Regions from separate parts of the Mus musculus genome. Here region 1 is linked to region 2. Evidence: chromatin loops called from intact Hi-C (ENCODE). Cell type or tissue: left cerebral cortex. All regions are shown on one strand. Links, peaks and the distances in the headings refer to the core of each region. The heading gives the core; the rest is flanking DNA. Region 1 holds the start of Eif3l (eukaryotic translation initiation factor 3, subunit L). Region 2 holds the start of 1700088E04Rik (RIKEN cDNA 1700088E04 gene).

Region 1 (14,703 bases), core at 3,054-11,053, 65 kb before region 2:
CCCCACCCTGGGTATCTCCACCCTGGAAGGCTCCACTCCCCTTTTTTGCTCAGTTCTCTGCTGCAGCTTGCCTGAGCAGAGGCAGCCACCCTCCTGAGGTTTTACCTCCTAATAAATCTCTTGAGTGAGGCTTGTAGTCAGTATGACTTTGTAGTATCCCTTGGCTCTGGACTGCCAGGATACCTTTCCCCTTACAGCTGTTACATAACAGGAAGGGTAATGAGAATCTTTTTCCTGAGTCCGAGCCCAGTGTGGCTACTGGCAGGTCCTTGGTAGAAAATGTTTCTGGGTATCCGAGGTTAGCACAAAGGAATGGCGAGGGATTCAAAAGGGAAGGCTGAGAGAGGGTCAGGGGGTTTTAGGGCCAGTTATGTGAATAGGTTTTTGTTTTAATCCAAGATATGGGATACGGGACACAGCAGCAGATGATTTGCTTAGTGCTCTGGCAGGGGCGTGACTTTGTCAGCCAGCTACAGATGGTTTCTGCTGCTGCTGCTGTTGTCAGCTGGTTGTTGGTTTGCTGGTTGCTGATTAGCAAACTCCTGATAATGAAGAACAAAGTTGCCTCCCTCAACACCCCTAATCAGCAGGAAGTAGTCTAGTTAGTAATATTGACTCACCTTTTCCACTCTAGTCTGTCTCTCCTATCTACTGCTGGGGGTTGGAAGGGATAAAGTTGAAGTAGAAAAAGGTAACCCATAAAGTAGCTAAAACTTTGCCTACGGGAAGCTTCAAATCCATCCATCTGAAAAACCATGACAGGCTGGGGCATGACTAATAACCCAAAGCAGAGAATTTCCTACCTCAAACCCCAGGCAACAGATCAAGAGAAGAAGGCAGCCCCTTAGCTACGAGATCCTCTATTGCAGGAGCTCAGGGCTGCTCGCTTCTTTTGCCTTTGAAGTCCTACTTTTCCATTTGCGAAGGAGCCCTGCAAAATCAAACGCCCTGTGATGAAAGATTGCATGGTCCGTAAGGGCTTTCATCTGCTCACCAATGTAGCCTTTCTAAGCTGAGTATGTGCCGTCAATCAATGCACCTAGTCTCCACTCAAATGCAATTGTACAAAAATGGGCTTAAATGGAAGCCAGAGAGTGGAAGAAGCTATGACAGTATAGATGGGAGCTGGGACAAGAATGATGGAAACAAGGTGGCTAGATTCTAGCTTATAGGACTGTTTTTGGGAGTAGAGCCCGCAAGATTTTCAGATGCATTGAATATGGCAGATGAGAGGAGGGAGAGAAGGGAAGGATGGTGACAGAGGTTTTGAGATGAGTGACTGTGGAGGGCACAGTGTCCTTGTGCTCACAGATAAGCACTGGTGAAACCAGGAGTGTTGAGCACACAGCCTTCTCTCTTCAGGGGCTGTGCATACCTGTTTTCCACCCAGAAGGCTGGGGAGAGATAAGGTTAATAACCTAGTGAACTTTGCTCTCTGGAAGGCCAGGCCTCACTGGACTCCCCCAGACTCTCCTGCCCTAGACTTTTAGCTTTGTTTCTTTATCAATAGAACCCATCCGTAGGGGAGATTTTACACGCACCCTATAGCCTGGTGACCTCTATAAGACCTTGGTCAGAGACCACACCACATCCTAGGCTTCTAAACTGTGGAACTCATGCTCATGGTAGAGGTCACGTGTACTTTGCAAAAGAGTTCTGGTCTAATCATGCTAAGCTTTATTAACAGGAAGATTCTTTTCCAAAATTATATTGTACTTAAATATGTCTATAATAGCCGGGCGTGGTGGCGCACGCCTTTAATCCCAGCACTTGGGAGGCAGAGGCAGGCGGATTTCTGAGTTCGAGGCCAGCCTGGTCTACAAAGTGAGTTCCAGGACAGCCAGGGCTACACAGAGAAACCCTGTCTCGGAAAAAGAAAAGGAAAAAAAAAAAAAAAAAAAAAGAAGAAAAAGAAAAAGAAAAAAAAAAAACCAAAAACCCAGAAGTTTGAACAAACACCAGCTCACTAAGTCGTGGTGAGCCAGGTTTCCTTTCCTGACTTTCTCCTTCCACTTCCCTGCTGGCAGTAGCATTTGCGCAGGGATCCCCACAAGCAATCAAAACACTAAAGTTCTCCTTAAATGAGAAGGGGAAACTGCAGTCAAAATGGGGTTGAATCTGAAAGTCACAGGTCAGTTTGGAATTGTTGTTGTTTAATCCTGCCTGTTCTGGAACTCACTCTGTAGACCAGGCTGGCCTGAACTCAGAGAGCCATCTCCTCTTCCTCTGGGTGTTCCTAGGATTGAAGGCATGAGTCATTTTGATGGATGTTAGGGATCAAACCCACCGCCTTACACCTGCTATGAAGCCCTTTGCCACTAAGCTACAGCTCAAACCCTGTGCATGCTAATTTTGAGGTGCCTTTTAGATACCCAATTACATAACCCATGACCCAGCCTCAATAGTGGGGTCTGGGATGGAGGCAGAAATGGAAAGTGTACAGCATATTTGTGGTCCCTAAGCCTCCTGGGCTAGGTAAGCTACTGGGGAGTTAGATAGGTGGACAGAGAGAGGGGAGTTAGCGATTAAGCCATGGAATCTGTGACTGGAGAGAAAAGAAGCAAGCCAGCACAAAGGGAAATGAGAACGAGTAGCCAGTGAGGAAGGACCTTTCAGGGCTTTTAGGATTCTCTTAGGTTATGTAAGCTCTTGGGTGCTAGAGAGATGGCTCATTGGTTCAACATTGGCTTACAGACACTTCCACAAGGCTTCTCCCAGGAACCTAGGGACAGTGACCTAGCAACAGCTGACATTGCCTGCTGCCAAGTGTTAGCCAGGTGTGACAACTTATAAGACGACTGTTCACTACCCCACTCTCTCTTCTCTCTCTCTCTCTCTCTCTCTCTCTCTCTCTCTCTCTCTCTTCTCTCTGTGTGTGTGTGTGTGTGTTTCCATGTCTACCCCTTTCCAGGTCCCTGCTCCCCTCCCTCCCTTCTCTCCATAATAAATAGGTCTGTCCCATGGTGTGATTCCTCAGGAGGATACCTTGGCATGGGCCCACCAAGGTATTCCCTCCGCTGCCGTGTTGTGCCACAATTCTACCATGTTATAAAACATAACATTACGGGTACTTGGTCCTCTTGCAGTGAGTGTTTGGTTTCGGGACCCTGGGACTGAGGTGCATATTTTATATGTCAAAGTAGATCTGGCTTCCAGGTTCTCCCAGCATCCCTCAGTCCCTACCTGGAATACTCTGCCCCCAACCCTGAACTGCCCTTACCCCTATATAATCCAGACTTTGGAGGCTCGGCCCTATATAATCCAGACATTTCAGTCTTCTCTCTCTTGCTCTCTCTTGCTCTCTCTGTGTTCCTCCTCCTCTCTCTCCCTCTCTCTCTTCTCCCTCCCTCCCTCTCCTTCCTTCCTTCTCTCTCCCCATGGTAACTTCACTGGGCTTGTCCTTGGGGCCAGTTAACTTGTCCAATAGTAGCTTCCCTATAAACCTGCATTTAATATAATCTAATCTGTCTTGAATTGGCTCATTTCCTATAACTTAAAACAGTGGGCATGAGTTAGTTCCTGGACCCTGGGTAACTCACCACTGCCTGAAAGCCCAGCTCACTGACTAGCATCCTCTTCCAGCTTCCATAAGCCTGCATATAATGTGGTGTGAATGAACATGCATGTAAACACACATGCCTATTCTTAATTAAAAATAAAAGAAATGTCCTTTTAAATTGTGTGTTCTAGTGTAAGGATCCATGATTTGCCAAAGAATGATACCCTGGACTCAAAGAGTGTTTTACTCTGCAGAAGCCCATCATGCTGGGGTCTCCTATTAGCAGAATAGAGAGACAACCAAGTGAGCTCTCAGGCCTGATTTAAACCTTAGAGGATTCTGGGGGTCGGCAACCTTTATCTTACTCCATCTTTAAGACCATTCCATTACCAGGGCATGGGGGCTGGAAACTGAGGTCTGGAAACTGTTGCTGAGGAGCTGAAGGAGTCTGGAAACTGCTGCTGACCCACTGTCCTTGCCTCCGGCCAGGTGGCAGGGCAGCTTCTGACTAGCTGCCCGAAGCCTGGGTTTTTTTTTTCTAGTAACTGACTTGCCTGGACTTGCCCAGTTCTTAGTCCTTGTCTCTTGGACTGCCAATTTGAAGTCTGTCATGAAGTCAGCCTAGCCTTCTTCTAGAAGAGCTAAGAAGGGCTTCTGTTTTTTTTTTTTTTTTTTTTTAAAGATTTATATATTTTTATTATATGTAAGTACACTGTAGTTGTCTTCATTCACTCCAGAAGAGGGAGTCAGATCTCATTACGGATGGTTGTGAGCCACCATGTGGTTGCTGGGATTTGAACTTCGGACCTTCAGAAGAGCAGTTGGGTGCTCTTACCCACTGTGCTATCTCACCAGCCCCAAGAAGGGCTTCTTAATAAGTAACTGAAGTATATGCCTGCTAGTTATAAGCAGGGGATCCAAGTTTGTGATACAGAAGTTTGCATGAAGAATAAAAAATAAGCCAGGGCTGAAGAGATGGCTCAGAGGTTAGGAGCACCGGCCAGCCACTCTTCCAAAGGTCCTGAGTTCAATTTTGAGCAACCACATGGTGGCTCATGACCATCTATAATGAGATCTGGTGCCCTCTTCTGGCCTGCAGGCATACATGCAGAGAGAACACTGGGGATTTGTGAAGCTCTGACCACTGAAAGCTGGGAGCCAGTGAAACCTCATCTCAAAGAACAAGACAGAACAAAACAAAACTTTAAAGCTGGGTGTGTTGGTCCATAAGTCCATACCTGTAATCCTAGCACTAGAGAAGCTGAGGCAGGGGGAGTATCACAAGTTTGAGCCAGACAAGGCTATACAGCCAAAAACCAGGCCAGCCAGGCCTGCAGAATAAGAACCTGTCCCAAATCAAATCAAAGCAACACAAAGTTCTCAAAACCCAGGGAGCAAATGTACATCTCGATGTTCTGAAACGCATGCTTTCCTTTCCTGGTTGATGACTGAATATGCTGTAGTTCCTGGATCTGGATCAACGTTGTGTCCTTTCTCTCTCCCCTTCCCCCCATAGCATCTCCCACATGCTAGGAAAGTGCTCCAGGCCTGGGCTGTTTTCCCAGATTTTTTTTTTTTTTTACTTTTGAAGACAAGGTTTCACTAGGTTTGACCAGACTAACCTTAAAGTGTTTATATCCCAGTCAGGCCTTGAACTTGCCACTTGAGTAGCTGGGATTACAGGCTTGAAACCTTAGGCCCAACTTTAACATTTGTTTCAACTGAAAATGGTCATATAATTGCTTCCTCTAGAATCTACTTTAGATCGAAAAATTTTTTTTTCAGTATTAAACTTCGATTCCATTACTGGTGGTTGTGAGCCACCATGTGGTTGCTGGGAATTGAACTCAGGACCACTGGAAGAGCAGTCAGTGTTCTTAACTACTGAGCCATCTCTCCAGCCCCCTTGGCTTACATTTTTTAAAACATTTTTTCTTCCAATTTCACATCTCTTTTTTTTTAAAATGTCATTAAACATTTTGAGAAACATTGTCAATATTTGAGAAACTGTATGAAATTCCTGGCATTTAGAAGCACGGTGAGAAATCAGGCTAAGTTTAATTTTCTAATAGCCCAATTTACCTTCAAATCTATTCACATTGTGAGCACTCACTGCTAAACGTGGCTACTGCCATGTCCTGTATGTGGAATGCCAGCAATAACTGAAATCCCTACTGAAAGTCCACTGCATGCAGACATTCCCAGGTGGCTTTCCTTCTGCAGCATTCCAGATGCTACTAGACACAGGGGAACTACAGCATAAAGGGAAGCCAAGTGGAAAACGCTTCCTTGAACACGTGTAGCAAACGTATTATTGTGCAAGTTTTATAAAACATGAAACTATCTGAGCACCTTACCTCATCCCCTCGGGGCACTCAGAAATGGTCCCGGGGCTCTAAAGTTAGTCATTAGTCTCAGGCTGGAGAGATAGCTCAGTGGCTAAGAGTACTGACTGCTCCTCCAGAGGTCCTGAGTTCAAAGGCCAGCAGCCACAGGATGGCTCACAACCATCTGTAATGGGATCTGATGCCCTCTTCTGGTGTGTCTGGAGACAACTACAGTGTACTCATATACATAAAAATAAATAAATAAATCTAAAAAAAAAAAAAAAAGAAAACCTCATTAGTCTCATGACCATAGTCACCTCAGGTCATACTCTAGAGGAGACAAGGAAATGTGGCAAAGTTAACCCTCCCTTGAAGAACCACATTTATGTTCTTATCCATATTTACTTACCCATGTACTTTCTTTTTTTTTTTTTTTTTTTTTTTTTAAAGATTTATTTATTTATTTATTTATTATATGTAAGTACACTGTAGCTGTCCTCAGACACTCCAGAAGAGGGAGTCAGATCTCGTTACGGATGGTTGTGAGCCACCATGTGGTTGCTGGGATTTGAACTCCTGACCTTCGGAAGAGCAGTCGGGTGCTCTTACCCACTGAGCCATCTCACCAGCCCACCCATGTACTTTCTATGACTAGTTTGAGACACTCATTGCTCTGTTCTCAGGTGCATCTTACATTGTTCTGAGTACATCTATCCCCTAATGCTAGTGCTTAACCTATGGCAAAACATCTTGGGGTGTGGGTGTGGGGTGAGGGGTATGGGTGTGGTAGTACACACCTCTGATCCCAACACTCAGGAGGCAGAGGCAGGTGGATCTCTGAGTTTGAGGTCATCCTGGTCTACATAATAGACCCTAGGACACCCAGAATTACATAATAGAAAGATCCTGTCTAAAACCAAATGAGCAGGGAGGTAGCTATGCAAGCCTTTAATCCCAGTAAGCAGGGGGCAGAGGCAGGTGGATCTCTTGAGTTCAAGGGCAGTCTGGTCTACAGACTGAGTTCCAGGACAGCCAGGGGTACAGCTGGCTGATTTTTGAAAAATCAGCTGTAACTCCAGAGGATTGATGCCCTGTGTGCATAATTCACTCATACAGAGGAATAAATAATCTTAAAAGTAAGGTCTTTATTAAACCCTAATTCTTTCTTGCTTAAATAAACCAAAGCAACCAGACAGGCAAACAAAAGGAACGACTTTAAGGAGTCTAGGGCTTAAGGAGCCAGGGGGGAGAATGGCAGTTCTAAATAGGACGCTTTGAGTAGAGGGCGTTGATTAGCAACACTCGTCCAGCAAACTCCTGTCTTCAACAGAGAGCCAGGCAGTGATACCGGGGTCATTTGTACTAAAGTCTGGTCAGAGGTAAGCATGAGTGCCGAAGCCCAGAGTTGTGTACCTGGCTGTAATAAGCAGAGATTGTTGTGACCCGGAGACAAGGATGCAGGTGCCCAAAAGGTAAGGCAAATCAGCTGTTCAGGGATTGGTTCTCGCCTTCCACCATGTGGGTCTCCCACATCGAACTCAGGTCGTTAGGCTTGGTGTCAAGGGCCTTCACCAGTTTGGTCATCCTGAGTGTTCTCAGGTTGATTTTTTTTTTTTTTTTTTTTTTTTTTTTGGTGGTGGTGGTGTGGGGGAGAAATTTCTCGCTGCAGGCAAAACCGTTTACACCTAAATCTAAGGTCAGGAACGCTACATCTTAGCAGGTCACTTGTCATCGTCTCTGTACCGTTTTCTTCTGATTTCTCTTTATTTTTGTTGTTGTTGTTTTGGAGACCCCGCTTTATAATCAGATTGGCCTGGAAATAACTAACTTTGGTTATCCTCGAATTTGTTGCAGTCTCCTGCCTCCGCCATCCTTGAGATGGCAGATGTGAGTCAACAGGGTCTAGGCATTCTTCCCCTTTATCGCTTGCCCGCCCCTACTTCTGCGTGCACACCATACTCCACAATAATGTCCTTTGAAAAGCCCGTTTTGCAGGGAGGAAGGAACTCTGATAGTTTAGGAACTCCGTCCTTCCAATCAGAGCTACTTCGCTTCCCCGGCGACCCCGGAAAGGCTTTCGGGCAGGTTGGGCTGGGCGGGACTTCCGGTCCGGCCAAGCAGGCGCGGAGTTCTTCTTCCGCTCTCTCCCACGGGCTTCTGGAGCGCCGTAGCCATGTCTTACCCCGCTGATGACTACGAGTCTGAGGTAATGAAGCGGTGAGCGCGTGGCGGGGTCCGCGGTGGGCACCCGGTTCGGTGGGATCTGTCCCCGAGGTGAGGCGGCGTCCAGATCGGGCCGGAACAAGCGGACCTCGATCATTCCGGCCCTCCCGGCCCCGGGTCTCCTCCCCGGGTCCCTCCTCTGCCGGCCGTATGTCCCCGCGTGTAGTCGCAGTCAGTCGGAGGCGGGCTGAAGGGTGTTTAATGCTGAGTTCTTGGCTCTCATGGCGTCTGCTTCAGACGGGGCTATTACTGTGTTTTTCTTGTCTTGTTGCACCTGTAAGCGTGTTTTGTGCTTGCCCGGGGTCCCTTTTCTCTCACACATGTGAAGCCCTCCGAGGTAGCGACTGTCAGTCTTATCTGAGTAGTATGTTTTGCCTCCTGCTTGACATGGAGGCCCGAGGACGAGCATTTTTGGAGTCCCCATTTGGCGTGTCTCCCTAACTTTGTCTCTTTCCTTGCAGGCTGCTTATGATCCCTACGCCTACCCGGGCGACTATGATATGCACACAGGTGAGGCTCTCAGTTTGCCCGGCTGTCTCTTGCCTTCCAAGGATTGGCACTTTTTTCTTTGACCATCTCAGCGTTGACTCCCAACAGGGACCTGTTAAAAACTGCGTCCTAATGGAGTGGTGGAGTCGGCCATTAGGTCTGATTGGTAGGGTTGTGAAGAGTCTAATTAAACCAGGCCTTTTTTGTGGTCTACCTGCCCACGTCAGAAGAGGACCATCACTGACCCGGCTAGGTTTTTCTTACTTGGGGCAGATTTTATTTGTTATACTGGGGTGGAACCCAGAGCCCCATGCTTGTGGACGGTCTCTGAACCACACCCACAGCCCTCCTCCCTGAGCTGTCTGGCCAAGGTCAAAAAGCTTTGTGGCTTTGTTGTTTGGGTGCCGGAGATGAGATTAAACCACACACTCCAGCCCCAAAGAAGGAAATCTTGGTGTGAAAATCTTCCTTGATTCAAACCAAGTCTAAGTGAAATACTTTGGGGAGGCTTTTGAAGTTTACCGAAATGTTCTAGTCACTTTGAGATTAAGTAAGTACCAAGTGGCTTGCGATGCTCACAGCATGTATTTTATTGGCCCTTACAGTAGAGTAGTTTTACAAAGTAAGCATGTTAATGTGTCTTTAAAGGTGAAAGAAAATAGCGTACTATGCATCATTTGGTTAGAAAGTGAGTTTCCTTTCCTGTTTTTTAAAGATGGGGGTCTCGTTATGTAGCTCTGGCTATCCCGGAACTCACTATATAGAGCATGCTAGCCTCACAGATTCAGCTGTCTGAGGGTTGGGATTAGCAGTGTGCACCCACCTACCCAGCTGAGAAGTAACTTTAATGGTATGTCCTGAGGGACAAGGACAGTGGGCTGGGATTGAGGATGACGGCTGACCTTAGACCCTTGCCCATGCTGGGCAAGCAGTCTGGGACTGAGACTGAACTCTATCCCCGGCCCCTTGGGGTGGTCCTGCCCCGACGTGTCATCAGGAGCCTGGGAGCACTCTGTCGTGTCTCTCTCCTAGGAGATCCGAAGCAGGACCTTGCCTATGAGCGGCAGTATGAGCAGCAGACATATCAGGTGATACCGGAAGTGATCAAAAACTTCATCCAGTACTTCCACAAGACTGTCTCCGATTTGATTGACCAGAAGGTGTACGAGCTTCAGGCCAGCCGCGTCTCGAGTGATGTCATTGACCAGAAGGTGTACGAGATCCAGGACATTTACGAGAACAGGTGTGGATTGTAACATTGTCTTTCTGAGTGGAGCTGGCCTGGCGACGGGGGCCTGCAAGATGATGCAGCTCCTCCCTGTGTGTGCAAACATGTGCGTGTGTGCTGTGTGTGTGTGTGTGTGTGTGTGTGTTTTGGAGATGGTTTCACTATGTCTTTATGACTCCTTTGGGCCAGAGCGCTGGTTTATCCTTCCTAATGCTGGCACTTCTTCATACAGTTCCTCATGTTGTGATGCCCCCCTAATCATAAAACCATTTTTTTGTTGCTACTTCATAACTGTCATTTTGTCATTGTTGTGAATTATAATGTAAATATTTTCTGGAGGTAAAAGCTTGTCAAGGAAGTTGTAACCCACAGGTTGCAAACCACTGGCCTTGGAGCCATGTTAATTAACTGGACTTTGTATCCCAGAAACAAACAAGATCTAAAATAACATCATTACTAATAATGACAGAAGTACCAATTTGTACATGTTACCATGTGGATGAAGCAGGGTTGGCATGTGTGTTTATTGCTTTGCTCTTAACAGTAATCCCATGATGGGAGTTGTGTGATTTTTTTTTTTTCTTCTTTTCTCCTGTTGTAATAGAACTGAATTGCATAGCTAGCACTGTGCGTATGCCGAGTTCTGAACCTGTGTACTCTTGACACCGGAGTCTAATTTTGAACTATGTAACCATCCAATACATACCAGTGTGAACCAAGCTCCGGAGTAGTATTGAGGGATGCCCTGAAGGCAATGAATGCTAGCTATAGACAGGCCAGCTAGGGATGGGATAGGAGATATTTCAAGCAAGGATGGATGTGTGTGTGCAAATAACCAGCCGCCTATTGGATCAGTGAACAGGAGTTGACCGACCTCTGCTCCCACATTGCTGAGGGTCAGGAGAGGAGAGCTGGGTTGAGGCAAGGCTTATGGAAGCCTTAGGCTCTGTTTCTGTCTCTGTGCTGTCTCCCATGTCTCTGGATCGAGGGTTGGGTCTTGAGTCCTTCTTGTTCTGCAGTTGTGAATTGTTTACATTTGGCTTTCAGCTGGACCAAGCTAACTGAAAGGTTCTTCAAGAATACACCGTGGCCTGAGGCAGAAGCAATTGCACCCCAAGTTGGCAATGGTAGGTGTAACACTGTGTCTCGCGTGCTGGATAACAGATGTCAGGACTGGACTCATCAGAGAGGTCAAGAGGGCTTGCGAGGTTTTCTTTGGTTTTTTTTTTGTTTTTTTTTTCCCAAGACTAGGCTTCTCTGTACCTGGCGGCTGTCCTGGAACTTGCTCTATAGTCCAGGCTGGCCTCAAATTCAGATATCCTCCTGCCTCTGTCTCCTGAGAGGTAAAGATAAAGGCCTGTGCCACCTCGCCTGGCTTGCCTGTGTTTCACTTAGCATTTTGTTTCCCCGGAGCTTGGGGAATTACCCAGTGAGAGAGAGCTGTGTAATGTGAGCTTCCCCAGATCTGGAGTCTTGTCTTCCATGCGGGTGGGCTGATCCTTGAGTCCCTTTGCCTTCAGCTTCTTTGCCTCTCACCGCTCACTTTCATGGTCTGTGTGGATGAGGTCTGCAGATGTGGCTTCTCTTTGGCGTGTGGTGTGACCAGGACCTTAGGCATGCAAGACAGGCTCCCGTTGAGCTGTGGTCTGTGTTTGCCATGCACCGGTTTGCTTTTTCAGTTTTTTTGTTTGCTTTGTTTTTCTAGACTAGCCCTGACTAGCCCTAGCGCTATCTCTGTAGACCAGGCTGGCCTGAACTTCACAGAGCTCTCCCTGCCTAAGTCTCTCAAGTACGTGGCTCAAAGTCTTGAGTAAGCCATGTGTTGGGTACATAGTTTCTTGGGGCACAAGCTTAAGGATTTAAAAGTTTAACCTCTAAATCCCCTCTGTCTCTCCACCTGAAAGGCTGCAGAAGACAGCCAGTTGGTTTGTAGATTAACAAAGTACCCTTCAACCATGTCTTTCAGATGCCGTATTCCTAATTTTGTACAAAGAATTGTACTACAGGCATATTTACGCCAAAGTCAGTGTGAGTACTCTACGCTCGTGTTGGTATTATCAGTAGCTTTGTCAGATGCCTACGTCAGTTCCATCTCTAGCACAGTCTCTCGTCCACGTCTAAAGATGCTTTGTATGGGTTTTGTTGTTGTTTCTTTTTCCTTTTATTATACAAGTATGAGTGATTGGCCTGCATGTATGTCTGTGAGCCATGTGTGTGCCCGGTGCCCACAGAGGTCAGAAGAGGGCATCGGAACTGGGGTTCCAGACGGTTGTGGGCTGGCTGTAGATGTTGGGAATCTAACCCTGGCCCCGGCGAGAACAGTGTTCTTCACCATGAAGCATCTTGCCAGCCAGCCCCCCACCCCACACCCCATTGGTTTTTGTTCATTTTAACTTTCTCTGAAGAAAGGCAAAATGAATTGTTTGACCCAGAAAGTTGGTCTCTGTTGTGGACGCTTGAGCACTCAAGCTTGTCTGTCCTTAATGTCTCCATCATCTCAGGGGTACATATATCCCTACAGCCCATCACCATTAGCACATCCCAAGGCAGGTCCACAGCCCTGCTGGCTGACATATTTGCTAGTTTTATTTCTTTTTGCTTTTTTTTTTGGACAGGACTTCTCTGTATAATAGCCCTGGTGCTCACTCAGTACACCAGGCTGGCCTTGAATGCCGCACCTAGCTTTGATTGCTCATTCTCTGTTACTGGCCCGTTGTAAATATTAACCATTAGTGGCGGTTTCTACCGGACTTAGGTTGTTCAATCCCAATAAGCCGTAGGCAGCACTAGAGCTGGGCAGATACCTACCCTCCATGCTATTCTCTCTACTTCCCCGCTGATGACCCTTGAGATATGACTTGCCATGCGGTTCACTCTTACTTCTGCTGACCAGGCCTTGTGGTCAATTCTCATGATCTCTTACCCCATGGCACCTTCTACCTCCTCCACCTTTCTCTTCTATGGTCCTGCCTCAGACCTGAAGCCCAGGGACTGAAACTCCACCTACCTCTCTTTTGCCTGCTATAGGCTGTATGCTTATTTATTCAACCAATAGTTTTGAATTAAGGAGCAAGGTTACATAGCAGCACTTGGTGTGTGTGAAGGTCTCCTCATCCCTGAGGGCAGCCAGACCTGAAGGCCAGTATTTAGCATCACAATACATAGCAATGGACCAAACCTAAACAATTCCCCTTTTGTGTCTAAAAGGTTCTTTCTCTTAGACTAATAAATAAACAACATATAGTAGGAACAATTACAAAATAATTATGAAAATTATTAGGTAAGAGTTACGTTCAAAAAGTCCAGTTTGTATTTGTCAACGCAGAAGAAAGTATTTTATTATCTAGCCTGTCTTGGTGAGTTCAGAATCTAAATCAATTTCTATCCTACCATTATTAACTTAAAAATATTTTCTTATACCTAAAACATTTTCTTTTGTTTGTTTGTTTGTTTGTTTGTTTGTTTTTCGAGACAGGGTTTCTCTGTGTAGCCTTAGCTGTCCTGGAACTCACTCTGTAGACCAGGCTGGCCTTGAACTCAGAAATCTACCTGCCTCTGCCTCCCGAGTGCTGGGATTAAAGACGTGCACTGACAGCTCTTATGTGAAGCAGCAATTATGAAGGACTAGTTTACCATGTCTTGGCAGAGCTTGCCAGTGGACTATCCTGTGTCTATTTGTCCTTTCTGGATAGTGTTTTGTCTGCAAGTGAAGTTAGGACATTTTCTTGGCCCAGTGGCTAGCTTGCCACAGTTGGAACAACTTCATCTGGAAATGCTTGGTGCTCATTATCCTCTTCCAAGTAGGATGGGGTGTTGGCCAGGAGTCAACATGTCTCAATGTCAAAAAAGGTCTAAATTAATAGAATTATATCTAAAGGCCAACATTCTGTGAGTCTCTAAGGTTTTTGAAGACCATCCAAGGAGTTAAAGCGTGAGCTAAAATGCAGCTATGCCCCTTATACCAATTGCGTGCCAGGCGGCAGAGCCCATGAACGTAACAGCAAGTGTAAATGCTAGCCAGCCTAGGCTCTTCCTGGGCACCACGCTACACTTCCACTGAAGCACAGCTCTGGACGCTGGGGACAGATGCCAGCCTAGGTGCACAGGTGCAGACACAGGAGACAGAGACAGACAGACAGGCGGGTCTGAATCCTGGATCAGCCTGGTCTGCATAGTAAAGTCAGGGTAGGACCTTTTGCTGATAGATACATCTGTCTGCTTGCACACAACAGTCTGGCACTGGGAACTTGTGGTAGCCCAGTGCTGGGTTGTCTCTTAACTCTGGCCTTCAGGTACCCCAAGTGCTCCTTCCTCCCCTTTGTTAGTAGGGCCATAGCTCCAGAAGCACCTTCCCTTTCTCTCCTAGAGCTGCATGCTTGTTGTGTGAGTGTTGGTTGTGATCTGTGGCCATAAAACTTGGCCTTGTCCTGATGTTCACTCACTGTGGTACCCCAGTCTTCCCCTTCTTATGTACTTGAAGAAGACAGGCCTCATTCTCAGCCATGGCAGTGAGCTGCGAGGAAAGTACTTATGTGCCCTAACATCCTGTTCTCTTTCCAGGGGGGTCCCTCCTTAGAACAGAGGTTCGAATCTTATTACAACTACTGCAATCTCTTCAACTACATCCTCAGTAAGTCTCAGATTTGGCCAAAGGAGTGTATTTGAGCACCTAGCTTGCTCTTTTTTAGCCAGATTTCAATGTGCAAGTAGGAAGAAGCGGGGTTGGTGGTTTAGTCTTTGATGAGGGAGACTGTGATGGTTGCTCTGCAGCCCTGCTCCAGCGGTCGAGCTCCTGCCTGGACTCTGATCTCCTTGTTCTCTCTGTAGATGCGGATGGACCTGCGCCCCTTGAACTCCCCAACCAGTGGCTCTGGGACATCATCGATGAGTTCATCTACCAGGTGTTTGTCCAGCCTCAGCCATAGCCACAAAGAAGT
Region 2 (14,703 bases), core at 3,330-11,329:
TTGGGAGGGACCCACAGGTTACCTGGTTCCTTCCTGCTGTGGACACTCAGCTTCTCTTTTTTACCCAGGGAAGAGGAGGAAGACAAGATGTTGGAAACTATGATCAAGAAGAAAGGTGAGGTGCATCCCGAGGGGGGCAGCACCTACCTGGGGGCTCCAGCCTGGGTTTGCAGCCTGAAATGGAAGGTTGAGCAGCCCCAAGGGGTGCTTGGCTGTAATACAAACTCCCAGTCTCTGAAGGGAGGGAGGCCAGGGACTTCTCTGTGCCCACAGGAGGACTGTGGTCTACGAGGGGGCCTAGGCCCTGGATGGTTTTGCCCTCTGCTCTGCAAGCTGGCTTGGGGGTCTGGGAACCTAGAGCCTGCTCAGGATCAGAGCACCTGTAGTGGCTAAAGGATGCAGCCCTGAGGGCTGGGGATTGGGGTGTGACCTCAGTTCCCCCGGTGGCTCACTGTGTGGCCATGTGGCCGAGGTTGGAGACAGACTGGCTTCTGGTCCCAGCTTGCGCACATGAGCTGAATACCTGGGCCAGTTTCTTCAGCCCTTACCTCACTCCTGTTTGTGATGGCGCCTCTTTCCGGTGTGGCTGAGGGTTACAGAACTGACTGTAAAGCACCAGCCTGAGGTTAGGCCCCTGGGCAGCACAGTTAGTGTTGGTTCTTTTCAACGGCACACGGTTTACTTGGGAAAGTTTGAGGTTGAGGCATATGGTTTCTGAGGTGTCCTCTGGTCCTGACAGTTGGTGTTTCTGTTGTAGCCTATAGAGCAATGCACCCCAGTACCGGTGACCTGAGCTATTAAGTAAAAAGTGGGCTACCCCTCAGAGGTCCCGGATTGTGCAGATGTGGATCTCAGGGGAAAAAGGGAGACTGGGTATAGTGAGTGACCTGACTCCGTGCACGGATCGACTGGAGCCCTTGATGGTTGCGCACCTGATCAGTGACCCTGACCACTGCCCCATCCTACCCAGGTGCTCCCTCCCTCCCTGGCTGAGTGTCTTTGTTCTTTGCTGCAGATTTCCAAAGAGAGGCCGAGTCTGACAGTAAGAAGAAAGGCAAGTTCAAGACCATAAAGGTGCTGAAGTTTCTGGGGAATAAACGAGAAGCCAAGAGCAAGGCCCCAGGGGACAAGAGCTGACAGCGAAGGAAGCCACCTTCCTTTCCTCTCCTGGAGCCTTGAGGCCACAGCAGCACTCTGCTGCCGGGGGACCTGCCAAGGGGGACGATGACCGTGGGAGGGAGTCTCTGGGTGACTTTTCCCCTCCTCCATGGTCTCCAGCTGGTCTGGGCTAAAGATTTTTCCTTCTTCCCTGTGTCCCAACCAGTTGTGACTTAGCCCTGCCCACTTGGATTCTGTCCCCAGATGCTGTGGCCAGCCTGGAGCAAGCAGGGATGCAGGCTCCAGGCAGAGGCCGTGGCTCTCCTTGTTCTCCCTGAACCAGGTCAGATGGGGTCCTCACCACAGTCCTTCTCACAGCAGGCCCTGGTTAAGGGCTCGAGTACTTTGCAGCAGGCCAGCAGCAAGGTTGGCTGCCTAGCTTCTGCCTTCCCAGCTCTGACCCCTAGTCCCTGCCTTCCTGTCTAGCGCATATGTCCTTGAAACTCATGTCACCTCACTCAGGAGCTGTATTTATGAGGGTTGCAAGTCCAGCCCCTCAGAGCGCTCTGTGCTGTGTCAGAAGGGAATGGGCTGAAGACAGTTCCGTTTCCTCTCCCTCATCTCCTTTGCTCTGTGGGAACCCAGGATTACCACACAGGGAGCTGCTGGCTGAGCTGGGGCACTGACTCAGGTCAGCCTGGAAGGGATGCTTTGGGTGGGTGTTCTCTCAGTCAGGCTTTCTGTCTTCCCCACGTCCGGGGATGATGGGCCCATTCCTTTTTGTGGTCTGGGCAGTCTGTCACTGGGGACTGTGCCAGGCAGCTTATGGTCTAAGCACTGTTCTTACACTCGGGGACTTCAGAGTCCCTCCCTTTGTGCATCCTGGGAAGGAACTCACTGTATCTCAGTTGCCAGTGCCCCTTGGTAGTCTCTCCAGATTCACTTGCTGTCCTGGAACCAGGGCCACCACCTCAGAGGTCTTTCAGAGGAGCCCTATGACCCAGTTGCTGTAACCCAGGAGAGGGCTCTACCAGGCTGTCTCTGTGTCAAGGAAAGTTTGTATCTCAGTGAACAGGACAACCTTTCTCATAGTCACCTGTGTCCTGTCAACATGGGCCCATCAGAAGACATCCAGAATCCAGTTCTCCTACAGGCACAAGTTGTAAATGCTGACATCAAAGTTGAGTTTGTCACAGTGGGCTACACTTGTCCTGGGTTTTCCATTGTGCTAGGCCTGCACATTAGAGGGCTTGCCCCGACTGATTGAACCCTTATCTGCTGGCTGCTGCAGAGTAGTCATGTTTATTCTATTAGGACAAGAACACAGGTCATATGTTCTAATAGAGTTATGGGAAACTTCCAGCAGGTGCAGGAAATATTTATGGGGACAGGGAAATGAAAATATTGGTGAAGGTCAGGCTGCTTAGTGTCAACAGCCCAAAGAAAGGACACTGATGTGCAGTGTACCAGGTGGGGTACCAGGTGGGGTCCAAGTTAGATTCTCATCTGTGCTGGACAAGTTCTGATTCCGAACACATAAGTGTTATCCCTGGGGAAACAAGGTGGCACATGTCAGGGGCAAGTGAAATGTGTTTTATTGGCCAGTTAATTGTTGTGGTTAAACATTTGCCCAAGGCTACAAGAAGGCAAAGACTTAGATCCTAAGGGAAAGATCTAAGGGAGGAAAGAGTCATGTTTAATTTTTGGTTCAGAAAGGCAAAACAGAGCACCTGAGGCCAGCTGTGACATCAGGAGAGCCACAGAGAGGGTGCCCTTAGGCACATGTCCAAGGTGGGTGAGCCTGGGCATCGCCATGGTGTGCCTGGGGCTTTTCCCTAGAGAAAGAAACACAGTAGCTATGACACTACTCTGCGGCTTCTGCATCCCCAGGCAGTGACTAGGACACTGTTTCATGCCACAGGACAAAGCCATGTCATGATCTGGCGTGGCCCAGCCCCCATGGGTGGGCAGGCCTGGGATGGGTGCTGTGTGGCAGAGTGAAGGGCACTGGTTCTGGCTGTTGTGCCGGGTTGGCAGTCTCACTGGGTGAGCCCGCCCTTGTCTTGGGTTAAGTGGTGGCGAGGGCTTTCCTCAGCTCCTTGCTCCTCCTGCGATCAATGTCCTCCATTTCCCGTAGTTTCTGCAGAGAGCCACCAGAAAGAGCTGCTGTCATGGCAGGCAGGACACCCTAGACATCTAGCTAACTGTCCTGGTGCTGGCTGGGGCTCCTCCCCTTTGCTTCCACCCTCCCCTTGGGTGGGCTCTCCTACCTGGGAGATCTCAGCCAGGATGATGCTGCGGTACTGCCTGCCCTGCCCCAGAGCCTCCATGGCAGCCAAGAATTCTTTCCTGTCTTGGATTTCTTTCACCACTGCACAGAGGAGAGGGGCTGTCAATGCACAGGGTAGGCGTGCATAGAGCCCCAGCCATGCATGGTCTCTGAGGGACACCGGTGGGACATGTCTATCAAGCCATGTCACTCTTGTTAGCCCCATCAGTTCTACACACACACACACACACACACACACACACACACACACACACGGTGGCTCACGTTCATCAAACCGGTCCAGCTCTGGAGCTGGGTCTTCTTGCCGCACGTGGGGAACCTTTTTCCGTTCCTCCTTGTCCTTCCCAGTGGCAAAGATATTTTGGAGTCTTCGTTTCTCTTTCTCCAGATCTCCTGTGGGGCCCAGAAATGATTTTGCTAATGTGTAGAGCAAGGCCTGTTCCCGTGTTCCCATCGGCTGTGTGCACTGCGGGTGTCTCGTTTATGAGGAGTGGGCCTCTGCAGATCCCACACTTCTTTGGCTGTTTCTGAGCAGAGCGTGTTAGGCTAGCAGTGGAAACAACCGAGAACAAGCACCAGTGCAGAACTAATGAGTAACCCAGAACCGCAGGCCACCCAAGTGGCCTGTGTGTAAGGAACTGGGGGGAGAGGAGGGTGTTAGTGGGTCTGGGCCAAAGGCAGTGTTAGAAGAGGAGGGGCTCCCAGATGTGGACTCAGATGCATAGGAGATGGACTTGAGGGAACAGGAGGATAAGCAGCTGACAGCCACATGTCCCTCTGAGATTGGGAAAACTGGATTAATTTGAAAAAAGTTATAGGAAGATAAAGAGGGCCACCTGACTGGTTTCCTGCCCGGGTTTGTTACCAGCTTGCTTGAATGATGCTGTCCCAGGCTGATGTGACCCCCGAAAAGAGCCCTAAGCCCAGCACTTACTGGTGGCCTGAGGCTTGAATTGTTCACGACTGTACGCCCCATTGGCTTGGCACAAGCTGGCAGGCCTGAGGTGAGAGTGGGTGGCCAGAATGGGAGGCAGGTAGATGGCTGAGGCTGCCTTCTTGGAGGGAGAGCCCCTCAGGCTGGATGTAGGGTTGCACTGCAGGGGCAGAGGGGCTCCTCCTGGGAACACAAGGAGCAAGTGGGGCCACCTGTTGGGCTTGCTTCTCAGAGGAAATAAGGTAGCTGCTTATTAGGTGGTTGCTCCTTGTTCTTGATGCTTCTAGAACATATCCAAGGGTGTTTTCCTTTGGTCTGCGCACACTCGGTTCTTACACTGGATCATACCATGTGGTCAATAACAGATCCTTTTCTCACCCGTTTATCAAGGCCAACTTCCTATAAGCACATTCATACGTAACTTATTTTTTGATAGCTATGTACTAGTGGTTAGAATGGTTACATTATTTATTCAGCTAGTGTACTTCTGGACAGTCTGATCGTCTCTGGGTATTTTGTTTCTTTTTTTGTTGTTGGCTGGATTTTTACTACTTCCGACAATGCTGCAATAAACAAACATTCTTATACACTGAATCTGCAGTGTGGGCCTTTGTTTTTTATTTAAAAACTTTTTTTGTGTATGTAATAAATATAAATGTGGACACATTTGATACAGCATTATTGTGGGGATCAGAGGACAACTTATGGGACTCAGTTCTCCAGCCATGTTTGTCCCAGGGATCAAACTCAGGGTTGTTAAACTTGGCACCTTTCCCTGTTTAACGGTCTCACCAGCCCAGGGTCTTGGGTCTTTCCTTTTGTTTAAGGTGGGGTCTCTGTCCAGAGTGGCCTCCCAACGCCCTAAGGATGAGCTCCCTGCCTCTGTCCTCCAAGTCCATGGATTACAGCTATGCGCCGCCACACCATTATGTGGGACAAAATCTACTGCCTTCTGCCTGGGAGGCAGAACGTCAGCCTAGATGTCAGTGTTTATCAGAGAAGGCTCCTGTGGGAGGATAACAAACAGAAAACAGTGAAGAGGTGCTGAGGGGGGGCCTGGGCAGCAGCCGAGAGGCTAATGGAGTAGAGGGTGGAGATCAGAACATAGGGAAGTTTCTGGAAAGATGATTTTATTCTGCAATGTAGGAATCCATTGTTGGAATGTTGGAAGTTCTGGGGAAGGGTTGCCTCTTTTGCTTGCTGTTGAAAGTCTCATTCATGGCCAAGGAAAACAGCTATTCGAATGGGACACAGCATCGGTGGGGAGCTGGGCCCAGGCAGTAACAGATGAGAAGAGTGGTTAGGGTTCCTTCACAGACCTGAGAGGATGCCCTTGTTCTCAGGATGATCCTGTGCTCCGGCTCTACCTCCTCTTCCCTGGGTGCATACACAGTAACTAGTTATGGCCGCCGCGCTGCTGGTGTTCAGGGGAAGGAGAGGGGTTGGTTGTTTGAACCAAGCTCAAAACAACTTAGGGGTTTTTTTTTGGTTTTGATTTGTTTTGTTTTGGTTTAGTTTAGTTTAGTTTTGTTTTTATTTTGTTTTATTTTGTTTTTGAGACTGGGTTTCTTTAACAACAGTAGATTTTAGTAAGACAGGCAGAGTGAATTCCCAGGGAAGCCGCCAAAGCCATGAAGCTTCAAGGAAGATTTGTCTTTTAAGTTTTGTTTTTATTTTATGTGTAGGAGAGCTTGCATATATGGATGTATACTGTGTGTGTGTCTGGTACCCATAGGGGGGTCTGAGACCAGCTTGTTCTACAGAGCAAGTCTCAGGAGAGCCAGAGCTACACAGAGAAGCCCTGTCTCAAAACAAAAACTTATTTTCTTAGTTATGTGTGTATACATCATACACACATATAAACACACACAGTGCCCAGTGAGGCTCTGGAACTGGAGTTTTAGGTGACTGTCAGCCCACGTGGGAACTGAGAACTGAACTCAGGTCATCTACAAGAGCCGCACCTGCTCTTAACCACTGAGCCTGAGCCAGCTAGAGAGCTAGAGAGCTAGAGAGCCTGCCTCACTCTCCCCCCTTTTTCATTTGGTTGTTTTTTGTTTGTTTTTGAGACAAGTTTGAGACAAACTTTTTTTTTTTCTTCGAGACAGGGTTTCTCTGTATAGCCCTGGCTGTCCTGGAACTCACTTTGTAGATCAGGCTGTCCTGGAACTCAGAAATCCTCCTGCCTCTGCCTCCCAAATGCTGGATTTAAACCTGTGTTCCACACCACCCCAGGAATTTTTTTTTTTTTTTAATGTATATGAGTACACTGTAGTTGTCCTAAGACACACCAGAAGAGGGCATCAGATTCCATTATAGAGCATCAGATGCCATTACAGATGGTTGGGAGCCACCATGTAGTTGCTGCGAATTGAACTCAGGACCTCTGGAAGAGCAGTCAGTGCTCTTACCCACTGAGCCATCTCTCCAGCCTTGTGTTTTGTTTTGTATTGGTTTTTTTGAGACAGGGTTTCTCTTTGTAGCCCTGGCTGTCCTGGAACTTACTCTATAGACCAGGCTGGCCTCAAACTCAGAAATCTGCCTGCCTCTGCCTCCCAAGTGCTGGGATTAAAGGCGTGCACCACCACTGCCCGGCTTACTGAACCCTTTTTAATGAGACGAGATCTCACTGTGTAGCCATGGCTGTCAAGAACTTGCGGTATGAACTCCCCATCCCTTTCATATAGAGCGACATTGAAAATGTATTTCTGAGCCAGGCATGGTGGCACTCATTGTCAAAACTAACACTTGGAAGGCAGAGGCAGGCAGACTTCTAATAGATCTGTTCGAGGCCAGCCTGGTTTACAAAGTTCCAGGTCAGCCAGGGCTACACAGAGAAACCCTGTCTCAAGAAAAAAAAAAAAAAAAAAAAAAAAGTATCCCTGGTTCCTTCGCCCAGAAAGTCTCTAGCGTCAGAGTGACTGCCCTTACTTTTCATGGTGTCCATGATGTGGCGTTGCTGGAAGTTTGTCAGTTTAGACTCCTTCATCATAACTGCAAAATAAAGCCGGGGCTGACGTCTGGAGCTTCAGCAGACACACCTCATCCCACCAGGTCCCGCCCTTGCCCGCCCCCCCCCTCCATTCTGCACTGAGCTCCTCCACTCCTCTGCCTACTCCATCTTCTTTAGAGTGCCTGTCACTTAAGGTTCTTTTCCTTTTCTTGTATTTATTCATTAATTTATCTTTTTTTATTTCTCTTTTTATTTATTTGTTTATTTATAGAAACGGTCTCACTTTGTAGCCTGGCTGTCCTGAAATTTGGTATGTACATTGGGCAAGCCTCTAACTCACAAAGACTCACCCACCTCTTTCTTCAGAGTGCTAGAATCAAAGACATGAGCCACTATATGCAGCTTTTCTCCCTTTAAGATTGTATGTGGGCTGGAGAGATGACTCACATATCAAGAGCATATATGATGCTCTTCCAGAGGTCCTGAGTTCAATTCCCAACAACCACGTGGAAGCTCACAACCATCTGTAATGGGATCTGGTGCCCTCTTCTGGCCTGCAGGCATACATGCAGGCCGAACACTATCCATAATAAATAAACAAACAAATCTTAAAAAATAAAAGGTCGTGTGTGTGTGTGTGTGTGTGTGTGTGTGTGCGCGCGCGCGTGCGTGAGTGTGTAGCTATGCGTGTATGGCTGCCTGTGGAGGGCAGGGAAAGGCACTGACTCATAGGAAGCTAGAGTTACACATTGCTTTGACCCACCTGATATGGTTGTGGGGGATTGAACTTGGGTCCTTGAGAATAGCCAGTGCTCTTAATCTCTGAGCCATCTTTCCAGTCCTTATTTTATTTCAAGGATAGGTTCTTACTATATTATCTAGGCTAGCTTTTCTTGGGCTCAGGCAATCCTCCCATTACATATGCCTAAGACACACACACTTTTTTGGTGACTGGCTAACATGGGTGCTGGGGAATGAGCTTTCAAAGGGCAGTACATGTTCCTAACCACTGAGCCAGCTCTCCAACTGTAACACACACAGACTTTTTTGTGTATGGTGTGCTGGGGCTGAAACCCAGACTCCACATCTGCCTAGAATATACTCTGTCACTGAGCAACACCTTCAGCTCTATAATTTTCTCCTGTTCATTTTTCTTGTTACCCTCCTGTGTTATCAGTTTTCTGAGAGCAAGAGTTGTCCTTTGCAATCCTCTCAACACTCTATTCCTAGTACCTAGGACAATATCCAAATCACACATTAGGTTTTTGTCGTTGAATAATTAAGTGCATACATGCTCATTCATGTAGCAGAGGCTGGAGCTACAGTTGTGAGCAGAAACAGGCACGTTTCTTTGCCTGGTGGTGTTCACCATTTAGAAGGTGACACTAAACACCTCTAAGACTGTATAATGTCTAAGCCTGGTGAAGGGAATTGAATTTGGTACTGTGAAGGTCCCACTGCAGTGAGGAGATAGGCTTCATTGAAAGTGCATGTAAAAGATGAACTAACCATTCCAAAATTCTCCATCTCTGGTCTTTGATTCTTCCCCGAACCTTTCAGAATCCCAAGCTCTTAAGGAAAAACCGCACCGCTCGGGTCGTTGATCCCCTAATGCACTGACCTCTGAGCAGCTCACAAGTCCCCGGCGTGTAACCTGCTTGCTTACGGCAGCGGCGGAACCCGGTTCCTTTGGTCACCGAGTCCACCCTTTCCTGGGAAGCCATGGGAGGGCCCTAGGAGGGAGAGAAGCAATGACTCGCCCTAGTTACGCTTCGCAATCCGGACCTCTCATCACGAGCAACCTGGGAGTCTGAGAAGCTGGTGCCCGACCCCTCGGCTCCGGACAGCGCAGTGACCACAGTCCCTATCGTGACGGTCCGGGGAGGAGCGCTCACCTTAGGCGATGACCTGGGCGTGACAGAGCCCTCCGCACGGAGAAACTCCAAGGAGCTAGAGTGTCAGCGTCCTCACTAATCGCTCCTTGTTACCATGGTAACTAGCGACACGCCTCCACGCACGCGCATTAGCGTCTGGTCGGCCGCTGCTTCCCGGAAGTAACTGCGCCTGGGTCACGGCGCAAGCGCAAACTACGCGTGGTGCGGCGAGGGGCAAAGGCGCGCGTTCTCTGCTCTGCGCCCCGGGCGGAGAAGGCATCATGTCAGACAACGAGGACAAGTGAGCACGGGCCACGGAAGGAGGGAGGTCGTGGTGCGAGCAGGGCTCTTGGAGCACAGGCTAGCCCAGCTGCTGGGTTGGTGGGGCGAAGTCTTCAGAACTTCCTACCTCGCGGAGCAATGGGGACAGTGGTCAGAGAGTTCAGTCCGTGTGGCCCCTGTCCTCTGAGCGCTCTCTTTCTGGAAGGGAATGCCAGAGGTGTGTAGCTTGTGTAGTCGTGGAAGTAGGAAGGAAAAAGCAACCCAGAGAATGGCCTGGAAGGCTGGGAGCAGACGCGGGCTTGGGCTAGGTGTGATAGTAGCAGAGGTGGCAGAAGTGGGGATAGACTCTAGAGAGCATGAAGTTTAGTGTTGTTTGAGGCAAGGCCTCACTCTGAAACCCAGGCTGCCCGGGAATTCACTATATAGCTAAGGCTGGCTTTGAATTCGACACAGTCCTCTGCTTCAGCTTCCCAAGTGTTGATATATCTGGCATGAACCACCAGACCCAGCTGGATTATGGACATTTTTTTTTTTTTTTTCCGAGACAGGGTTTCTCTGTATAGCCCAGGCTGTCCTGGAACTCACTTTTGTAGATCAGGCTGAACTCAGGAATTCACCCACCTCTGCCTCCCCAAGTGCTGGGATTAAAGGCGTGCGCCACCACCACCCGGCTGGACATATTTTTATTTTATTTATTTGGAGACCAAATATAACCTTATATCAGGTGGTTCGAACATAGAGATTCATCTACCTCTGCTTTCCAGGTGATTTTTGTTCTTTTTTTTTTTTTTTTTTCCTGAGACAGAGTCTTTCAACATAGTCCTAGCTGTGTCTGGAAGTCACTGTGTAGATTTGGCTGTCCTCAAACTTACAGAGATCTGCCTGCTTTCACCTCCTGAGCACTGGATTACAGGCGTGCGCCACCATGCCTGGATCCTGATATATTTTAAAGATAGAACCTAAAGGATTTCTTGATACGCTGTATATGTTAATCAAGAGAGAAGATGAACTATGGTAGTCCTGATAGATCAGTCAGAATTCAGAGTCTGGGCGTGGTGGTTCACACCTGTAATCCTAGCACTTGGGAGGCTACTGCAGGGGAATTGTCCTGAACTAGATGTCAACATAGTGAGTCTCAGGCCAGCCTGAGTTACATACTGTGCAGTAAGATTGACTTCAAAACAAGCATACAAAATACAGTCAAAAATGCAATGAAAGCAGAGATGACGGCGTTGACCAGGGCAGTGATTGCCACCAGAGAAGAGATGGTGAGTGAGTGACTTGGGGGGAAGAGAACCCAGAAAAGCATCCCCTCCCCCAGAGTGGGAGGCAGGAGGGAGGAGCCAGGTATGCTGGCTGTCCAGGGGAAGGGTTCAGCATTGTAAAGATCCTTAGTGAAGCTGGGGGTGGTGCAAGCCTTTGATTCCAGCACTCAGGGCAGAGACTTGGGGGGGGGGGGGGGAATCTCTCAGTTCCAGGCCAGCCTTGTCTGCAGAGTGAGTTCCAGGCCAGCCTTGTCTGCAGAGTGAGTTCCAGGACAGCCAGGCAGCACAAAGAGACACTTTTCTTTTTTTTTTTTTTTTTTTTTTTAAAGATTTATTTATTTATTACATGTAAGTACACTGTAGCTGTCTTCAGACACACCAGAAGAGGGCGTCAGATTTCGTTACAGATGGTTGTGAGCCACCATGTGGTTGCTGGGATTTGAACTCTGGACCTTTGGAAGAACAGTCGGGTGCTCTTACCCACTGAGCCATCTCACCAGCCCCTTTTTTTTTTAAAGATTTATTTATTTACTATATGTAAGTACACTGTAGTTGTCTTCAGATACACCAGAAGAGGGCACCAGATCTCATTACGGGTGGTTGTGAGCCACCATGTGGTTGCTGGGATTTGAACTTCAGACCTTCGGAAGAGCAGTCGGGTGCCCTTACCCACTGAGCCATCTCACCAGCCCAAAGAGACACTTTTCAATGGGGAGGTTGTGGGGTGCGATGATCAGTGAGCACAGGAAGGATGGCTGTGGAGCTTGAGGGTGTGGCGAAAGCCTTACTGAGGTGAGGCTCTGACTCGGGAAGTGAAGAATTGGAGACAGCGAGTTTGGGCAGCTCCCTCAGACATTGTGCACCACGGGAGGCTGATGAGATGGAGGAGGGGCTAAAGGTGAAAGTTTTGCTGCCCGAGCCTAACAACCTAGGTTTGATCCCTAGAGCCCCTGGTAGAAGGAGAGAACAGAAAAGGGAGTCTTGGTGGTGTATGTGGGCCTGTACGCGAGCACGCATCATGTGCACGTTAGCAATAAATAAGCATGTTTTTAGAAGCCTGGTGACCTTAGGCTATGAAAATGGCAATGTCACCTTGGTCTTATGTAGTTTTGTTTGTTTGTTTGTTTGTTTGTTTTCTCCACCATAAGGGAATATGGAATTAAGCTGTAGCAGGAGGGGAAAGAATAATGGTGTGTTGTTTGTTTGTTTTTAAGAGGGGGAGGTGATGCTGGTAGTGTGCTGGTGCTGTGAGTGCCAGCGGCTTCATGCATGCTGTCTACACACCCTACTTTTGAGTTACAGCTCCAGCCCTGAAGTACACTTCACTTGTTTTTGTTCTTGAGACAAAATCTCACTATGTAGCCCAGGCTGGGCTCAAACTCCTAGTTCTCTCACTTCCCATTTCCAAATGCTAGGAGTACAGGAGTGTGCTACCACCCTGGCACGTTTATATTTCTCTCCTTATGTCCTTATGAGAGGCTGAAACTGTCTTCATGACGAGGGGGATGGCGCAGAGGTTAACCACACTTGGCTGGTTTCCCAGGGAGTAAAACCAGGCAGACAACTCCGGCTTCGGGGGCTCCCACACCCTCTTCTGGCTTCCAGGCGCACTTGTATGTGTGTACATTTACATACACAAACACACAGATAAAATAAACCTTAAACACACAGTCCCCGGACCAGAACAGTCCATGTGTACATGTAACTGGCGTGGTTCACAGAGAAGGAAACCACAGTGAAGGTGTCCTAGCAAACTGTGGGGACACATGGCACATGATTGGAGGCACAGAGTGACCCTCCAGAGTTTGGTTCCCTTGTTGAGATTTGCCGGCCCCTTGTCCGACACTGCTGAGACATGGGCTGTATCTCTGGTTCTGGCCGGTGATGCTCTAACCACCAGTTTCTTCTGGCAGTTTCGACGGCGACGACTTTGATGACGTTGAGGAGGACGAAGGACTTGACGACTTGGAAAATGCTGAGGAGGTCAGTAGCCAGCCTCGGCCTCTGCCCTGCAGCCCGGACAAGGGACGGGCAGCGTTCACCAAGGGCTTTCCCTGTTCACTTTCCAGGAATGCAATTCCATGGATCTGCTCCGGGCCTTTGTCTGAGTGCCACCTCAACTAGGTCTTGGGATAATCGTGTCGTCTTATGTATGGTTTGGTGGTGGTGGATCTTAGTATAGAGCCTGGAACTTACTATTTAAGCCAGACTGGCTTGTAGCTCACGAGAAATCAGCCTTCCTCTGCCACCTGAGTGCTAGGATTAAAGGCACAGGTAGAAGTAACTTTGGTCCGTTTTATTCACTACTGTATCCTAAATACGGTTCAGCATGTAGTAAGCACACAGCAAACAATTACTTTTTTTTTTTTATGTATTTTTATGCATGTGCACGTGTGCTGTATGCAGGCGCACTTACCTGTGCAATGCATGTGGAGGTCAGAGGTCATCCTCTCTCCTTCTCCATCTTATTTTTCAAGACAGGGTCTCTCTAAACTTGAGGCTCAGTGCTTCAATTAGGCTGTCAGCCAGCAAGCCCCAGAAACCCTTCTGACTCTACCACTAGTTCTGTGGCTATGCCTGTAGCACACTGCTACAGACCCAGACTTCTACATGGAGGCTAAGACCCAAATTTAGGTTCTCCAGTTTAGGTAGCAAGCAGGTTACTCTATGAGGCAAACCCTAACCCTTAAGTCTTGGTTTTAGAATCATGTAAACGGATCATGAGCTGCGCAGTTCTCTGGCAGCCGCCATTGCTATCAGAAACTCTTTGCTTTGTGTCAGATCACCATTATTCCTGTGTGCGTTTGTGCATGCGTGCTGCAGGGGATGAAACCCATGGTCTCGTGTGTTCTCTCTCTCTCTCTCTCTCTCTCTCTCTCTCTCTCTCTCTCTCTCTCTCTCTCTCTCTCTCTCTCTCTCGCCTAAATAGAGCAGAGGACAGCAGGTTCTTGCTCAGTATGTGTTTGACTCTCATTTACCATGACTGTTCTAGTCACCTGACCCAGTGACTCATTTGCCATATGAAAGAGCAGGTGTTTGTCCTGAGCTTCCGGTTCAGGGTGTGCTCACCACTTACAGGGCCAGCTGTTTGGGCAAGGCGGCTGGCTCTAGAGTTCTGAACACCGTCATCTTTACTGCTAGCTTGGAGGTTTTGGTCAGGTTGGCTGACTCTTGAAGCCCCTGGATTGGGGACCACAATCCTTACCTTACAAGGTTGCATGCGGTTAAGGATTGCGTGGTGTCAGTGAGTGGTTGCACGGTCCATGACATCCAGAAAGGGTTGAGGGTGGTGGGAAGTCTCTGTGTCATCATCGTCCTACCTGATCCAAAACTTGCCCTGAGATTTCCCCTCTTTGTTTGCTTGCTATCCAGGAGGGCCAGGAAAATGTCGAGATTCTCCCATCTGGTGAGCGACCACAGGCCAACCAGAAGCGGATCACCACTCCTTACATGACCAAGTATGAGCGGGCCCGGGTGCTGGGCACCCGGGCTCTTCAGATCGCGTAAGTGCTGCCCTTTGGCCGTCGTGTCTGTCAGTTCACCACAGTGAGCCCAAGCTGCTGGTCCTGCCCAGCCCTGGTGTGTCAGGACTTGTGCAGTGCTTTAGGGCACCTGTGGGAAAATGTAAGAAGTGACATGAGAAGTGACAGTAAGAACCCTGGTCAGCCGGGCGTGGTGGCGCACGCCTTTAATCCCAGCACTCGGGAGGCAGGGGCAGGCGGGTTTCTGAGTTCAAGGCCAGCCTGGTCTACAAAGTGAGTTTTAGGACAGCCAGGGCTATACAGAGAAACCGTGTCTCGAAAAACAAAAAACAAACAACAACAAAACAAACAAACAAAAAAGACACAGGAGGATCATGGGTTCACGGGCCTACCTGGACTACCGAGTGAGTTCTAGGCTAGTCTGGGCAACTAGCAAGACGCTGCCCCAAGATAAAGAATGAAAAGAGGTCTGGGGTGGAGCCCAGTACATGTGATTACCTGAGTTCAGAGAATTCCTGTCAGTTG

Evidence for each region. A loop is a pair of places that touch in the nucleus more often than their neighbours do. Peaks named below come from ENCODE experiments on the same cell type or tissue, not always from the same donor. Only the 100,000 strongest peaks of a DNase experiment are listed, where the experiment ranks them.
Region 1: a loop joins it to region 2, with 3 times the contacts of the local background. A loop is called at or near these places in 2 of 42 quality-filtered maps.

Annotation. Positions count from the first base shown.
Region 1 is chr15:79,067,261-79,081,963 of GRCm38, forward strand. It overlaps Eif3l (eukaryotic translation initiation factor 3, subunit L), which reads left to right and starts at 7,963. Exons shown (of 13, transcript NM_145139.2): 1 at 7,963-8,032; 2 at 8,511-8,559; 3 at 9,571-9,781; 4 at 10,814-10,893; 5 at 11,733-11,794; 6 at 14,327-14,396; 7 at 14,594-14,667. The coding sequence starts at 8,000. In left cerebral cortex, for the core only: a CTCF peak has its summit at 4,579 (motif pointing left); DNase peaks (open chromatin) are centred at 4,581 and 7,903; H3K4me3 peaks cover 1,852 bases; H3K27ac peaks cover 761 bases.
Region 2 is chr15:79,131,985-79,146,687 of GRCm38, forward strand. It overlaps Micall1 (microtubule associated monooxygenase, calponin and LIM domain containing -like 1), which reads left to right. Exons shown (of 16, transcript NM_177461.1): 15 at 69-115; 16 at 1,016-4,916. The coding sequence ends at 1,137. 1700088E04Rik (RIKEN cDNA 1700088E04 gene) reads right to left here and starts at 9,267. Exons shown (of 7, transcript NM_138581.2): 1 at 9,171-9,267; 2 at 8,897-9,008; 3 at 7,254-7,316; 4 at 4,323-4,505; 5 at 3,653-3,781; 6 at 3,369-3,469; 7 at 2,671-3,238. The coding sequence starts at 8,999. The coding sequence ends at 3,167. It overlaps Polr2f (polymerase (RNA) II (DNA directed) polypeptide F), which reads left to right and starts at 9,341. Exons shown (of 5, transcript NM_027231.2): 1 at 9,341-9,450; 2 at 12,610-12,679; 3 at 14,069-14,199. The coding sequence starts at 9,431. In left cerebral cortex, for the core only: a CTCF peak has its summit at 7,817 (motif pointing left); a DNase peak (open chromatin) is centred at 9,292; H3K4me3 peaks cover 1,701 bases; H3K27ac peaks cover 1,053 bases.